2 separate regions of the Homo sapiens genome follow, and region 2 is linked to region 1. A link is an interaction called in ENCODE POLR2A ChIA-PET data of the cell type or tissue named here. Cell type or tissue: A673. All regions are shown on one strand.

Region 1 (8,000 bases):
AGGGCTCTCACCCGCGCCTTCGCGCTCTCTCCACACCTTCAGCGCGCCTCTTGCATTGCCTGGTGCTGGGGTAGGCTCTAACGAGCCAGAATGAAAGGACGGTTCCCTCCCCTAAAAGGGCTCACAGTTTAGAATAGGAGTTACAAGCAAACAGCCAACTGAATCTCGGTATCTAAATATCGCATTTAAAAAGTGTGGACAAAAGATGCGGAAGCACAAAGAAGGAATGACTCATCCTTCCTGGAAGAGCGGAAGATTCCCAGAGGAGGTGATTTTTGGGCTGGGCCCTGAGGGATGAGTTGAAGTTCCCTAGGTGAAGAAAAGGGGAAACAGGACTCCAGCGGAGGGGAAACACATAGGCAAAGGCACAAAGGAGGAAGTAAGGGCATGCATTTGGGGGATGAGGACCAAGGCTAAGAGGCTGGGTGTTGGTTGCAGGATGGGGTGCAGCATGGGATGAAGTTGCAAGATAGCATTCGACAGAATGCAAAGGGGTCTTGCAGGCCGTATCAAGGACCATGCCATGTATTCCTCTCTCTTGCCTCCTGTTGTCACGTCTTTGTTCAGCCCCGGGCGCATTGAGCTTCACATGCACTAGGCGCTTAGCTGGAGCTAGGAGTTGAAAGCTAAGCTGCCCTCAGCCCAGGGGGAGCCAGACCTTTGAACCCACAGCAACAACAGCGAGAACTCTGGGAGGTAAGGCCAGGAGTGGTGGCTCATGCCTGTAATCCCAGCACTTTGGGAGGGCAGATCGCCTGAGGTCAGGAGTTCAAGACCAGCCTGGCCACGAGGAGGGCAGATCACTTGAGGTCAGAGTTCAAGACCAGCCTGGGCAACATGGTGAAACCCCATTTCTACTAAAAATACAAAAATTAGCCGGGCAAGGTGGCAGGCGCCTGTAATCCCAGCTACTCAGGAGGCTGAGGCGGGAGAATCACTTGAACCCAGGAGGTGGAGGTTGCAGTGAGTCAAGATTGCACCACTGCACTCCAGCCTGGGTGACAGAGTGAGACTCCTTCTCCAAAAAAAAAAAGAGCTCTGGGAGGGTGACACCAGCCAGAGGGGAAAGGAAGGCTTCCGGAAGGTGATAATGCCTATGAGCGGTGACTTTGAGGACAACTAGGAATGAAGAGTATCCCAGGAAAGGGCCTGGAGCCAAGAGAGGTAGAGGAGGATGTGTGTGGTGCGGAGTGGTGGAGACGGGGCTGGACCAGGAGGCAGGGCCATGTTACGGCTTTAAGCCAAGGTAACAAGAGTCACGGGAGGCTGCTAACCAGGGCATGACATGGTCTAATTTGCTCCTGGACCCGTCTGCCAAGTTGCCAATGGAGGATGAAGGTCTGGGAGCAGGGAGGCCAGGCAACCACAGAGAGGCAGTGGACCTGCATGGAGGGAGGAGCTTGGGTCCACGTGGTAACAGGGGAGGAGAGGAAGTGGATAAATGTGAGCGATGTTGAGAAGAAGGGATGGGGCTGGGCGCGGTGGCTCACGCCTGTAATCTCAGTACTTTGGGAGGCCAAAGTGGAAGGATTGTTTGAAGCCAGGAATTCAAGACCACCCTGGGCAAAATAACAAGAACGTGACTCTACAAAAAAAAATTCTTTGTTTTAATTAGCTGGGTATGGTGGCACATGCCTGTAGTTCCAGCTACTGGGGAGACTGAGGTGGGAGGATATCGCTTGAGCTCAGGAGTTCAAGGCTGCAGTGAGCTATGACTGTGCCACTGCACTCCAGCCTGGGTGATAGAGTGAGACCCTGTCTCAAAAAATGAACAAAGAAGAAGGGATGAGGGACCCAACTTGATGACAGGTGAACTGTTGTGGGTCAGGTCAATAGGGGTCTCCAAGCTCCACACATGTCCCTGGCTCAGATGACCAACAGATAGAGGGGTCACCCATGAGCCAAGCACTGCAGCCGAGGTGGGTGGGGAGCAGGGCACCCGGAGCTCTGTTTGGGGCATGGTGGGTGATTCTTGTGGAGTGTCCTGGGAAAACCCCTGGTGGAACTGGGGTATAGGGCTGGTCTCGGGACAGAGGCGGGAAGCCAGCAGGTGTGGGAGTGGAAAAGAGGGGTTAGAAGAACAGCTTTGGTCTCTGAGTCCCCAGGCACTCCCCTCTCCAGAAGACTCTGGCAGATGCTCCCAGGAACAGGTGGAAATCAGAGGCTCAGAGAGGGGTAGTGACATCTTCAGGGTCACACAGCAAGGAGTGGAGAAGCGCAGCCTAGAACCCATGCACTTGGGACTCAGGGGGAAGGACATATGAGAAGAGCTTATGTTTTCATCACCGCTGTTGCCTCCTGTCACTCTGTCCCCTTCAGAGCCTCCTGTAGCTGTCACAGTCCCTCTCTCTTCTCTGCCTTCCAGTTTCTGTGGCTCTGAACACTCCCACCCCCATCCCATCACTCTGAGGCCAGAGAGGGGAGGGTGTGTTGGGGGAGAAGTGTCACAGGGAAGGCCCGATCCAAGATGTCCAGGCATACCCAATCCCTTCTTTTCCTCCCTCCCTCCTTCCTTTCCCTCCCTCCCACCCCACTCCCTGGGAATGAGGCCTCCCTGTTGCTTAGCAACTAGCAGATCCTTGGAGAAAGGAAATGGAAATAGCTCAAGAGGTGCCTCCCCTCTGTTAAGATAGAAGTCCTTGGAGTGTGTGTGTGTGTGTGTGTGTGTGTGTGTCTGCTCTACTTTGGAGGGCCTAGCATGGAGTCAGGGATTCTTAGCTCCAAGCCAAGTTGACTCCCACCCCACCCCGAGCCTACAGGAGGACGTGGCTGCCTGGAAAGCTAATGTCAGTGTCAGCTTTGGTCACGTCATCAGAAGCAGTGTTTCCAGAACAAAGGAGGGGATAGTCTTGTGGGCCCAATCTGGGTGAGCCCCGCTTATCTGGAATGTTGGCTTTGGAGAAGTTGGCCAGATCAAACAGAGAGCTAAAATCTGCCTCTGGGGTGGGAATAGAGTAGGCTTCCATCTTCCCCTCTCTGTAGGGCTGCCCTGGGAGCAGACTGGGAGGTAGGAACACATGTAATCTGTGTGCCACTGGACAGAGCCAGGATAGTGGGCCTGGTGTGTGCGTAAACAGTTTCAACTGAGCCTAAAGGAGAAATATGACTGGGGAGTTAATGATGTGTGCAAGCGGGCGCTGGGATGTCTGGCCCAAGCATTCGTGCAAGCCAGAGAGGATGGTCCTCGGTAGTTCCTGGAGGTGACACGATTCCCAGCCAATGGCTCTTAGAGGCCATCCAGTCTGGCCTGCATCCACCCACCTTACAGATGGAAAAAGCCCAGTGTCCAACCCACTCGTGCCCTGAGGTGTGACCCAAAGGTGCAAACCAGCCGTCCGCTTCCCTCTGCACCAGGAAAGGAAGCGGATTAGAGCCATGAGTGTGCCCTTAAATCTCCAGGATTAACTCCAGCAGAGAGGAGCTTAACAGGTGGCGAAGAAGTGACCATCCCGCCTCGTGTCTGTGTCTGTCCCTCAGGGCCAGCGGCCCAGGCCAGCGGCTCCAGGGCCAGCCACGATGTCCTCCACCGTGAACAACGGGGCGGCCAGCATGCAGTCCACACCCGACGCCGCGAACGGCTTCCCGCAGCCCAGCTCCTCCTCGGGGACCTGGCCGCGGGCGGAAGAGGAGCTGCGCGCCGCGGAGCCGGGCCTGGTGAAGCGCGCGCACCGCGAGATCCTGGACCACGAGCGCAAGCGGCGGGTGGAGCTCAAGTGCATGGAGCTGCAGGAGATGATGGAGGAGCAGGGGTGAGCAGGCCGCGGGGCGGGACTGGGGTGGGGAGATAGGCGGGGCGAGGGTGGGAGAAGCGAGTGATGCTGCACGTGGGCGTGGCGAACGTCGTGGGCGGGGAGAAGGGCGGGGCTAGGGGCTATTAGGGCGGAGTCGGGCGACTGTGGGAACCCAAGAGCCTTGTCCAGACAAGAAGCCAGAGTTCAGACCAGTTGGGGTGAAGCCATGGCAAGTCCAGCTCATCTTTCATTTATGTATTAGGTTGTTGCAAAAGTAATCACGGTTTTTGCCATTACCTTTAATGGCAAAGTGATGGCTCACACCTGTGATTCCAGCACTTTGAAAGGCCGAGGCGAGCGGATTATTTGAGGTCAGGAATTCGAGATCAGCCTGCCTAACATGGTGAAACCCCGTCTCTATGAAAAATACAAAAAAAAATTTAGCTGGGCGCGGTGTCTTACACCTGTAATCCCAGAACTTTGGGGGGCCTAGGCAGGTGGATCACCTGAGGTCAGGAGTTTGAGATCAGCCTGGCCAACATGGTGAAAATCCGTCTCTACTAAAAATACAAAAATTAGCCAGGCGTGGTGACGCGTGCCTGTAATCCCAGCTACTCGGGAAGCTGAGGCAGGAGAATTTCTTGAACCCAGGAGGCGGAGGTTGCAGTGAGCCGAGATCCGGCCACTGCACTCCAGCCTGGGCAACAGATCGAGATTCTGTCTCAAAAAAAAAAAAAAAAAAAAAAAAAGGCCGGGCGCGGTGGCTCACGCCTGTAATCTCAGCACTTTGGGAGGCCGAGGCGGGTGGATCACAAGGTTGGGAATTCGAGACCAGCCTGACCAACATGGAGAAACCCCGTCTTTACTGAAAATACAAAATTAGCCTGGCGTAGTGGCACATGCCTGTAATCCCAGCTACTTGGGAGACTGAAGCAGGAGAATCGCTTGAACCGGGAGGTGGAGGTTGCAGTGAGCTGAGATCGAGACATTGCACTCCAGCCTGGGCAACAAGAGCAAAACTCCGTCTCAAAAAAAAAAAAAAAGAAAAGAAAGAAAGAAACTAGTGGGCTGGCTGCTGAAGGGGTCAAAGTCAGGAGCAGGGACTGCCCATCAGACTTGCACTGTCAGTGAGCTGAGAAATCGGAAATTCCCTACACGGGGTGGGGGGGCGGGGAGCTGGAGCCTGGAGCCACATGGGGCCAGACACAGCCTGTGTCCTTCAGTCCTTCCAAGCCACACCTTTGTCCACCCCAGGCCTCCTGGGCTCCCTTAGACAGGGGCCACCATCTCTGAGGAGCTTAGGAAGACCCCCAGGCTTAGGCAGAGACAGCGAGTTGCTGAAGGCCATCCGGAAGGCGGGGGGCCAAGGCGGAGCCAGGATCAAGAGCCCTGCTGGCTGCCAGGCAAGGCTGCTTGTAGGGAGAAGAAGGGGTAATGGGGACCTGATGCTCACCTCACCCAGAGGACCAGGTAGCGGGGAGGAGGCCCCTTGCAGAGAGGGATGGATGGATGGATGGCAGGATGCTGAGGACACACACAAAGGAGGTTCCAGCTGGCAAGGGAACATGTTGATGAGCTGTGGGTACCGGAAGAGGGAATGAGATCTCAAGGGGCAGGGGCAAGGAGGGGCGAGGTGGGGAGCATCTCCTACAGTGAGAACCTCAGGTCGTGAATTAAACCGGCAAATCCAGCCAGATTCGGTGGCTCACGGCTGTACCAGCTCACGTGGCTCCCGGCACTTTGGGAGGCCGAAGTGGGCAGATCGCTTGAGGTCAGGAGATCGAGACCAGCCTTGCCAACATGGTGAAACCCCATCTCTACTAGTAATACAAAAAAATTTAAAAGGCCAGGTGCGGTGGCTCACGCCTGCAATCACAGCACTATGGGAGGACAAGGCGGGCAGATCGTGAGGTCAGGAGATCGAGATCATCCTGGCAAACACAGTGAAACCCCATCGCTACTAAAAATACAAAAAATTAGCCGGGCATGGTGGCATGCACCTCTAGTCCCAGCTGCTCAGGAGGCTGAGGCAGGAGAATCGCTTGAACCCGGAGGCGGAGGTTGCACTGAGCTGAGATTGTGCCACTGCACTCCAGCCTGGGTGACAGAGCAAGACTCCGTCTCAAAATAAAAATAAAAATAAATTAGCCAGGCATGGTGACGAGCGCCTGTAGTCCCAGCTACTCGGGAGGCTGAAGCAGGAGAATCGCTTGAACCCGCGAAGCAGAGGTTGCAGTGAGCCAAGATTGCGCCACTGCACTTCAGCCTGAGCAACGGAGGGAGACTCCATCTCAAAACAAAACAAAAACAAACACACAAACAAAACCTGCAAATTCTGCGAAATTCTGTCTGGAGAGTCAAGGAGGGAGGGGAGTGTGGGCAGAGGACAAGAGGGTTGACAGGGACAGACAAGGTGTTCCCTGCACTTTCCTGCTCCTCCTCCTCCCAGAACTCCACCTCCTTGATGAACCCATCCCCATCCTCAGCCCCTCTCCCTTCACTAAGTCCCCTCCTCTTCTCTGTACTTTCCCATCCTGAAAGCCCTCCCCCTCAAAGACCTTCACCCTTTCAAGGAACCTTCCCTCACTGAGCCCCTCCCCAAGCAAAAGGTGATGGCATTTGGCCACGTCCTGGGTGTAAGACCCCCAGCATCAAGGATCCTTGCTTCCCTGGGAAGCACCCACTATGTCCCCACTTGCTCAGTCAGGGTCCCTTCCCCCACCCAAGCTCTCACTTGAGGTGGTCCTTATCCTGGAGCCACCTCTGAAAAACCAGCTCTTGAATGGCCCTCCCCCTGCCCTCCCCATCCTCAGCAGGGCATTTGATCATGGCAGGGACAGGCATTCTGAGACTCCCAAATCCAGGCTTCCAGCCCTATCTTGACCTTGAACAAGCCACGGTTTACTCACCTGGAAAATAGGGGCACCTGTGTTCTGGAGCTGTTCTGAGAGTCCTCCGTTGAAGACACACATGGGACTGCCCAGCCCCCAGCCAGTCCTCACAAAGTGCCAGCAAACACCAGGCACCCCTGCTCTTTTATCAAATCGAGTCATTAATATCCATTTCTAGAAACACTGGTTCAGTCCCGTTTATTTACCGGGTTCTCGGGCATTTGACAAATATTCACATCAGTCACAGGAACACACACTCTTTGGCCTCATTAAAAAGCAATCCTTTTCCTTAATATTGATGGCTGGCTGGCTAATCCACTGGTGATTGATGGCGTACTTGGAGTCACCTTCCCAGACAGCCTTGGCTTGCAGTCTGCAATCACCGCGGGGCGGGACGGAGCCTCCAGCCTTTCTGACGAGATGCTCCCACCCCAGCCCCCAGCATCCTCCCTGCCACCCTGTTTATCTTCTTGCCATGCCTCTTTTTTAGTTTGTTTGTTTCGTTTGAGATGGATTCTCGCTGTGTCACCCAGGCTGGAGTGCAGTGGCATGTTCTCTGCTCACTGCAACCTCTGCCTCCTGGGTTCAAGTGATTCTCCTGCCTCAGCCTCCTGAGTAGATGGGATTACAGGCACATGCCACCACACCTGGCTAATTTTTGTACTTTTTAGTAGAGACGGGGTTTCACCATGTTGGCCAGGCTGGTCTTGAACTCCTGACCTCAAGTAAGCCACCTGCCTTAGCCTCCCAAAATGCTGGGATTACAGGCATGAGCCACCATGCCCAGACGCCATGCCTCTTCTTGTAAGGACTTGGGTGAGGCGACAGAGCACAGCTCCATCCCTAGCTAGTCTTGGAGCTTTGTTTGTTTTTCCCTTAGGCGGAGTTTCACTCTTGTTGCCCAGGCTGGAGTGAAATGGCACGATCTCGGCTTACTGCAACCTCCACCTCCCAGGTTCAAGCCATTCTCCTGCCTCAGCCTTCCGAGTAGCTGGGACTATAGGAGCACGCCACCACACCCAGCTAATTCTTTGTATTTTTAGTAGAAACGGGGTTTCACCATGTTGGCCAGGCTGGTCTCGAACTCCTGACCTCAGATGATCCACCCACCTCGGCCTCCCAAAGTGCTGGGATTACAGGTGTGAACCACCGCACCCAGCCTAGGCTTGGAGTTTTGAGCCCTCCCTCCCCTCTCCCTGTTCTGTTTGCTCATCTATAAAATGGGAATCAAAAGGCTACCATTCCAGCCGCTGTGGCTCATGCCTATAATCCCAGCACTCTGGGAGGCTGAGGAGGGAGCACTTGAGCCCAGGAGTTTGAGACCAGCATGGCAACATAGTGAGCCCCCTGCCAATCCACCTACAAAAAAAAATTTTTT
Region 2 (8,000 bases), 610 kb before region 1:
AGGTTCTTGCCAGTCACTGAATCTGGTGGCGCTGTGATGTTGGACTTCCCAGCCCCCAGAACTGTGAGAAATAAGCTTCTATTGTTTATAGACCCAGTCTATGGTATTTTGTTATAGCAGCAAGAATGGACTAAGACCAGGGCCATGACCTGGAAGCCTAATTTATAGAGCCATAGGGCAGCCGCCCAAGGAAACTTCCCCTGTACTTACTACCCAGCTTGAAACACATTAGCAAAAAGAATTCTTGAAAGCTAAAACCTCAAAGCCTAAGTCCTTAAAGAGTAAGTAAGCCAATGGATACATATACTTAGGTGAATGCACAAGGATTTCACCCCAATAGTGGAAAATGTTATTAATAGAGGACAGATCACAATGAAATGATACATCGCCCCCTGGTCATCTGGAATTATAGTGATACTAACATTGACTGAATGATACATGTCAAGGCATTGGTCTAAACACTTTATATGTGGTAATTCATCTGCCCTCACCACAACCCGGTATGGAAGGTAATATGCCTATCCCCACTGTACAAGAGGGAAAGCCTGGCAAAGGGAGACCTCAGTAGCCCACCCAGGTAAGCACACAGTGGAAACTGGTTTTGAACCCATGAACCCAGAACCCATGGATGGCCTGGACCACTGTGATATATTATTTCTAGATCTCCAGCATGGTGAAAACAAAAATTAAAGTCTACAAAACCGTATTATGGTATGGCCCCATTTTGTTTAAATATGTGTGTATTTGTCTGTGTGTACATGCTTGTGTTTGATTGAATCAAATGAAAATTTGGCTGTTTTTGACTTATATAAAAGGCAATTTCATAAGGTTCAACCTAGTGCATGCACACAAACACACACACACACACACACACACACAGAAAAGTCTGTAAGAACCTACACTAAATTGTTAACAGTAGTTTTAGATGGTGGAAAAATATTTGATCTTTATTTTCTTTATACCTTTTCATATTTTCTGAAAAGTGGCAGAAGTTTAACATTTCTGTGGATTACCTGTTTCCTTACTGCTGGTGCTGATGACCTCAGCTATGTGGTATTAAAATGTACTCAGTGTGCAGGAGCCCCAGCCCGGCAAACTACAGCATCAGGGTCCAGTGCACTCAAGGCTATCTCTCCTCGGGGACAGAGAAGCCAAAGTGTGTACTTCAATGAAGCAAGTGCTTAGAACAGCACATGGCATATCAAGGGCACTCTATAAACCTTTTCCAAATAAATGAATGAATGGTCACTTTCTCCACCCCACTTCCTACACCACTTGGCAGAATCAATCATTCCTACTTAGTTTCTATAGGAGTTTCCTTAAATCTCTATAGAATAAAGAACCCAGTAACCTGCCCAGGTAAGTGGTAGAGACAGATTTTGAACCCCAGGACCCAAGGCCTTGACCACTCTGAAATACTGTTCCTAGATCAAAGTGAGGGGCCCTTTGAGATTTGACTTCTCTGAGCCTCAGTTTCTCCAGCTTGAACATGAAAATAGGAATCACACTTTTCTGAGAATTGCATGAGACACGGTGCTCTGTCACCTCCAGCCTTGTTCCAGTTGATGTTACTTGGGTAGGGCTGAGAGGGCCTTGTTTATTGTGGGTAGCATCAAGTCCACACCCAGGGCCATGGCCAGAGAACTGCCCATTTGACCTTGCCTCCCTTACTGGAGATTTGTTGGATATAAGAGGCAGCATCTTCCCTCCAACTACTAGAAAATCTGGCAGAAGTGGATGAGTGTTCAGTGCTCTGTAGACCCTCTGGCTGACGGCTGGATCCACAGTTGAGTAGACCTCAGGATGATGGTCAAGGGGAGCTGGGCACAGGGAAAGGGCCCTGAGGTTTAGACTCAGACAACTCTCAGCAATGAGCCATGAGCTAAATCTGGAGTCCAGGATTTCAGCCAGACTGTAAGCCAAGTACACACCATGAACAGGGGTTCCAGAGTTCCCTGGCAGCCAAGGAAAATCCCCTGCTAGGAATGAATGTGCTCACTCCTCTTTCACAATTCTTATCCAAGCATATTTAGAACAGTGCAGCCATTTCTGCATCTAACCCCATTTCCTGGATCATTTACCACCTTCCAACAGCCTACAAAATTTTCTCATTTACATTTATTGCTATTATCTATGACTCATCCCCTCAGTCCCTGCAGGAGCTCAGCTCCACAAGGCAGGAATCTTTGTTTGGTTCAGTGAAGTATCCCAAGTGCTTGGAACAGCACCTGGCATATGGAAGACACTCTATAAATCTTTTCTGAATAAATGAATAAATGAAATGTCACCTTCCCCACCCCACTTCCTGTACCATTTGGCAGAATTAGTCATCTTGCCTCTGAATGTCTATAGAACTTTCCTTAAATCTCTCATATTGTACCAATCACACTATTGTGATTATTAACATTAATCTAATATTATAATTTTATCTCCTGTACCTCTTTTTTTTTTTTTTTTTTTTTGAGACAGAGTCTTGCTCTGTCACCCAGGCCAGACTGTAGTGGCACAATCTCGGCTCACTCCAACCTCTGCCTCCCGGGTTCAAGTGATTCTCGTGCCTCAGCCTTCCAAGTAGCTGGGATTACAGGCACGTGCTGCCGCACCCGGCTAATTTTTGTATTTTTAGTAGAGACGGGGTTTCACCATGTTGGCTGAGCTGGTTTCAAATTCCTGACCTCAAGTGATCCACCTGCCTTGGCCTCCCAAAGGGCCGGGATTGCAGGTATGAGCCACTGCATGCGGCCTGTACCTCTTTTAAGGAAGAAGCCATCAAAGGATCACTTTCTCTCTTACATTATCTACACCTGGCATGAGGTCTGGGTGGGTCCTCAGTGTCTGCTGACTCAGGGGACAATCTTCACATATACAGGGCAAAAAAGACAATAGCCAGGACCCTGGTTGTAACCATTAGAAACATCCCTACCCAGCACTGGGGCTGGTGACATGATCTTGAGCTAGGGGGAGTAGGGAGGCAGTGATTTTGTAAGACTTCTTCCTAGCCTGAGAAAAATCCAGCAAGAAAAAGTTATTTTAGGTCCCAGAATACGAGGCTGAACTGAGTCCTCCAAAGAGAGGTTAAGATAGAAAGTTAATGAAATGTTCATTTCAAAAAAACTTTGCCCAACCCACGGTTTGCAACTCCCACACTTATCCTGGTACCAGTGAGAGCCATCTCCAGGCCCGGGTAGCAGTAGGCAGCGTAAACCCGTTGGCCAGAATAGCATATCCACGTCTGATTGTCAAGTGGAGGCAGCCCCGCTTACTGGCTCTACTAGAGACTTGCTGGTTATTTTTAACACAGGCCCTCACACCTGTGCCCACTCCTCCTCTCCATTCCTCTGGCCCCGCTCCTAACAAACCTACTCAACATTCATTCCCCAGGGTTGTATGTTCAGCCTGTGTGCAGCACCTCTCTCTCAACTGGAATGTCTTCTTTTGTCTTTTAATCATTCATGCATTCAGCACCCATTGTGCATCCTGTATTTCCTTCAATTGCGGCTCCCCCGCTTTTCTTTTTTTTTTTTTTGAGATGGAGTCTTGCTCTGTCGCCCAGGCTGCAGTGCAGTGCTGCAATCTTGGCTCACTGCAACCTCCGCCTCCCAGGTTCAGGCGATTCTCGTGCCTCAGCCTCCTGAATAGCTGGGATTACAGGCGTGAGCCACCACGCCCAGCTAATTTTGTATTTTTAGTAGAGACGGGTTTTCTCCATGTTGGTCAGGATGGTCTCAAACTCCCGACCTCAGGTGATCCTCCCGCCTCGGCCTCCCAAATTGCTGGAATTATAGGTGTGAGCCACTGCGCCCGGCCTGCTCCCCTTCTTAAAGCACAGCTCTTCCAGGTATCACTGAGGTGTAAAAAGATTCAGCTTTGGGAGGCCAAGTTGGGAGGCCGAGGCAGGAGTATTGCTTGAGGCCAGCAGTTCAAAACCAGCCAGGGAAACATAGCAAAATCCTGTCTCTGCAAAAAAGTTAAAAATTGCTGGGCATGGTGGCATGCACCTGTAGTCCCAGCTACTTGGGAGGCTGAGGTGGGAGGATCACCTGAGCCTGGGAGGTTGAGGCTGCAGTGAACTGGAACTGGAATTGCACCACTGCATTCCAGCCTCAGGGATAGAGTGAGACCTTCTCTCTGAAAAGGAAAAAAAGCCAGCACAGTGGCTCATGCCTATAATCTCAGCACTTTGGGAGACCAAGGCGGGCATATCTCTTGAGCTCAGGGATTCAAGACAAGCCTAGGCAACAAGGTGAAACTCCGTCTCTACAAAACATACAAAAATCAGCCAGGTATGGTGGTGTGCACCTGTAGTCCCAACTACTCGGGAGGCTGAGGTGGGAGAATCACTTGAGCCTGAGAGGTTTGAGGCTGCAGTGAGCTGTGACTACACCACTGCACTCCAGCATGGAGGATAGACCGAGATCCACCTCAAAAAAAAAAAAAAAAAAAGATTTGTGTTCTGTATCCTGGAAACTTTGTTAGCCCACAGAGATAGGGAGTGTGCCTACTTTTCAAGCATCGACCAGAGGTAGTTTCTGAACAAATCCTGTGGTTTCATGACCTTACCCTTTTAGCGTGCCTGAAATACCCTTATTTTCCTCCTTCCAGGGGATCTTCTTCCCCTCTGTCCCCAGTTTTCTTAATGATACCCTTCCTTAAGTTGCCGGCTGGTTAACCCCACCTTCTCCAGGCTGACACATGCCCCATCCTTTGTGCATTGCACCACATGTATTGCAACTACTAACAGGTCTGATTGCCCCGGCAGACTGAGCTCACCCAGCAGTGATCATTCTGCAAGAAGCAATGCTCCCCTCTTTCCCTGAAGTTTTCAGATTTTATTTGTAGCCTAAATGAAAGAGCAAACATATTTCTAATGATAGCCATGGTTTACTAAGCCCCTCCTATGTGCCAAGTACTGTATTTTGTATTTTATCTTATTTTTTTAGACAGGGTCCTGCTCTGTCACCCAGGCTGGAGTGCAGTGGTGCAATCACATCTCACTGCAGCCTTGAACTCTTGGGCTCAAGTGATCCACCTGCCTCAGCTGGGAGGATCCCTAGTAGCTGAGACCACAGGCTCATGCGACCAAACCCAGATAATTTGTTTTTTAAATTTTTTTTTTTTTAGTAGAGATAGGATCTTGCTATTTTTCCCAGGCTGGTCTTGAACTCCTGGGCTCAAGTGATCCTCCCGCCTTAGCCTCCCAAAGCACTGGGATTACAGGCATAAGCCACCATGCCTGGCTTGTGTCAAGTACTTTAAGTGAGCATCTTGACAGTGCTGCAAGTCTGCAGACACCAACCTGCCTTAGAAGCGAGGAAACAGTATGAGGAGATCAACTAACTTGTCTACGATCTGAGAGTCGGCAAGTGGTAGCAACGGGACCTTAGCCTCTGTGATTCCAAAGCCCAGGCTCAGCATCTGGAGCAGCCTCAGGATGCAGACGAGCCTCCCTTAATCCTCTGTGCACAGGGGACAGGGCTGTGGAGTCTGGCTGGGATCCCACTCACTCAACCATTCCCATTTACAAATATGCCTCCCACCCTGACCCCTCTCTACCTGCCCACAGGAACCTCCTCCAAATTAAAGATGCATTAGGACTTTAGGGAATCTAAAGGACACATGGGGAATTTATTTATTTTTTCTTGAATGACCCATGGATTAATTTATTTGGGGCTCCGGAGCAGGGGGAATCTTCTCCGATTATGGAAACCTTTGGCTCAGGGGCAGGTGTGAGACTACGTGCCTGTCCTGGGTTTGAACTGGGACCTCTCTGGGCAAGAAGGGAGACAAAGGTGGAGGGGAAACAGCACTTGGACTTGAGCTTCAAGAAACTCACCCAGCTGCGCGTGTGTTGTGGGGGAGATTGGAGTAGGGGAAAGACGGCAGGAAATGGGGAAGTGGGAGGGAGAGATAGTGTGATGGGGGCAGAAAAGCACTGTGGGAGGGGCTGTCTTAAAACCCATGTTTGCATCTGGACTTAGCCCCTGACCAGAAGTGCAACTCGGAGGGGCCTCCGAAGACAGGTGCTCGTAGGACACTAAATCCTGCTTCACAAGGCCGCTGTGAGGAAGAAAATAATCCAGGTGAGATTGTTCTGTCAATTGCAAATGTCTATTGATGCGTGGTCGCCCTTGGTGCATTTCAAGGAAATCTCTCTTTCAACTCTGTAAGCCTTTTCGACAGACAAGGACTCAGCCATCCTCAGCCCTGGATCCTTTCATATCTTAACGTCCTCACCCAGGGGCCTACGTAAAAAGGGGGTATTCAGTATGTGAGTGAATTGAATGGAACCTCATCTTGGTGAGATAAAATCTTAGTGATCAGTGACGATGAAAGATAGTAATCCACAAATGGTAAACCAAAAATTCTTTTCTCCTAAGCAATTTTTTTTAGAGAAAAGGTCTCACTCTGCCACCCAGGCTGGAGTGCAGTGGTGTTATCATAGCTCACGGCAGCCCTGACCTTTTGGGCTCAGCCTCCCGAGTAGCTGAGATTACAGGCGCACACCACCATGCCTGGCTAATTTTTTCTTTTTTTTTTTTTTTTTGTAGAGACAGGGTCTCACTATGTTGCCCAGGCTGGTCTCAAACTCTTAGGCTCAAGCGATCCTCCTGCCTCAACCTCCCAAAGTGCTGGGATTACAGGTGTGAGCCACTGTGCCTGGCCAATTTCCATTCTTTACAAATTACCAGGTCTCAGATATTGTTAAAGCAGCGCAAATGGACTATGCAACTGACCGTAGTAAAAAACACATTTTACTGTGGTACACATACACCATGGAATACTCTGCAGCCATAAAAAGGAACAAGATTATGTCCTTTGCAGGGACATGGATGGAGCTGGAAGCTGTTATCCTCAGCAAAATGACACAGGAACAGAAAACGAAACACCGCATGTTCTCACTTATAAGTAGGACCTGAGTGATGAGAACACATGGACACGTGGCAGGGAATAATGCACACTGGGGTCTGTCAGAGGGTGGGGAGGGAGAGCATCAGGAGGAATATCTAATGGATGTTGGGCTTAACACGTAGGTGATGGGTTGATCTGTGCAGCAAACCAGCATGGCACGTGTTTACCTATGTCACAGACCTGCACATGTACCCCTGAACTTAAAAGTTGAAGAAAAAAAAAATACATTTTACAGGGCCACCCAGTACTTACTCATGTGCATGCATAAGATACAACCAAAATCAGTTTCATGATCTAATGCTTACCCTCTCACATGGAATATACCTGGATGTTTTCTCATCTATTTCACTCGTGTTTTTATTTTTTTGAGATGGTCTCTTGCTCTGTTGCCCAGGCTGGAGTGCAGTGGTGCGATCTCAGCTTACTGCAACCTCTGCTTCCCGGGTTCAAGCAATTCTCCTGCCTCAGCCTCCCGAGCAGCTGGGATTACAGGCGTGTGCTGCCTCACCTGGCTAATTTTTGTATTTTTAGTAGAGATGGGTTTCACCATGTTAGCCAGACTGGTCTCTAACTCCTGACCTTAGTTGATCCTCCCGCCTTGGCCTCTCAAAGTGCTGGGATTACAAGCGTGAGCCACCGCGCACCTGGCCTATTTCACTCTTTCATATGCTGGCTGAAACCCACTAAATGGATTTTGTGGCCCAGGGCTGAAAACGCTGCTCTGTTTGCTGGGCAGGTCACCCATCAGTCCTTGGCATCATTTTGCACAGCGATCTCTCCAGTTGGGCATTTAACTTCTACCACATCCCTCCTCCAACCCAGCAAATACATGTGATACCAGCAGCAACAACAGGTTGACCAGAAGTCTTTTCCGCTCTGCCATCAATATCATTTACTCAGAACATCTGAAATACCTTCTTTCCACCCCTCTCATCGGCCTGCTGGGTAAGTCAGGTGTCTCAAATTTGAGGAAGCAGTGAGATTCAGGAAGAAACTCCTGAATTTTAAAAACAGCTATAGGGCTATAGGGAGCAGGGCACAGTGGCTCACACCTGTAATCCCAGCAATTTGGGAGGCTGAGGTGGGAGAAT

Evidence for each region. ChIA-PET counts read pairs that join two places held together with the same protein. Peaks named below come from ENCODE experiments on the same cell type or tissue, not always from the same donor. Only the 100,000 strongest peaks of a DNase experiment are listed, where the experiment ranks them.
Region 2: POLR2A ChIA-PET joins it to region 1 with 10 read pairs; 1 of 35 experiments calls an interaction of 5 or more read pairs at or near these places.

Annotation. Positions count from the first base shown.
Region 1 is chr7:76,231,551-76,239,550 of GRCh38, forward strand. It overlaps SRRM3 (serine/arginine repetitive matrix 3), which reads left to right. Exons shown (of 15, transcript NM_001110199.3): 2 at 3,478-3,749. The coding sequence starts at 3,517. Among named protein-coding and RNA genes, the nearest start is that of SRRM3, 34 kb to the left of the region's middle. RefSeq lists an enhancer at 3,493-3,552 and a silencer at 3,723-3,792. In A673, no CTCF peak of the experiment used is centred here; a DNase peak (open chromatin) is centred at 3,771; H3K4me3 peaks cover 500 bases.
Region 2 is chr7:75,626,035-75,634,034 of GRCh38, forward strand. The region is part of intron 1 of HIP1 (huntingtin interacting protein 1); the gene reads right to left. Among named protein-coding and RNA genes, the nearest start is that of HIP1, 110 kb to the right of the region's middle. RefSeq lists an enhancer at 5,110-5,610. In A673, no CTCF peak of the experiment used is centred here; a DNase peak (open chromatin) is centred at 2,147.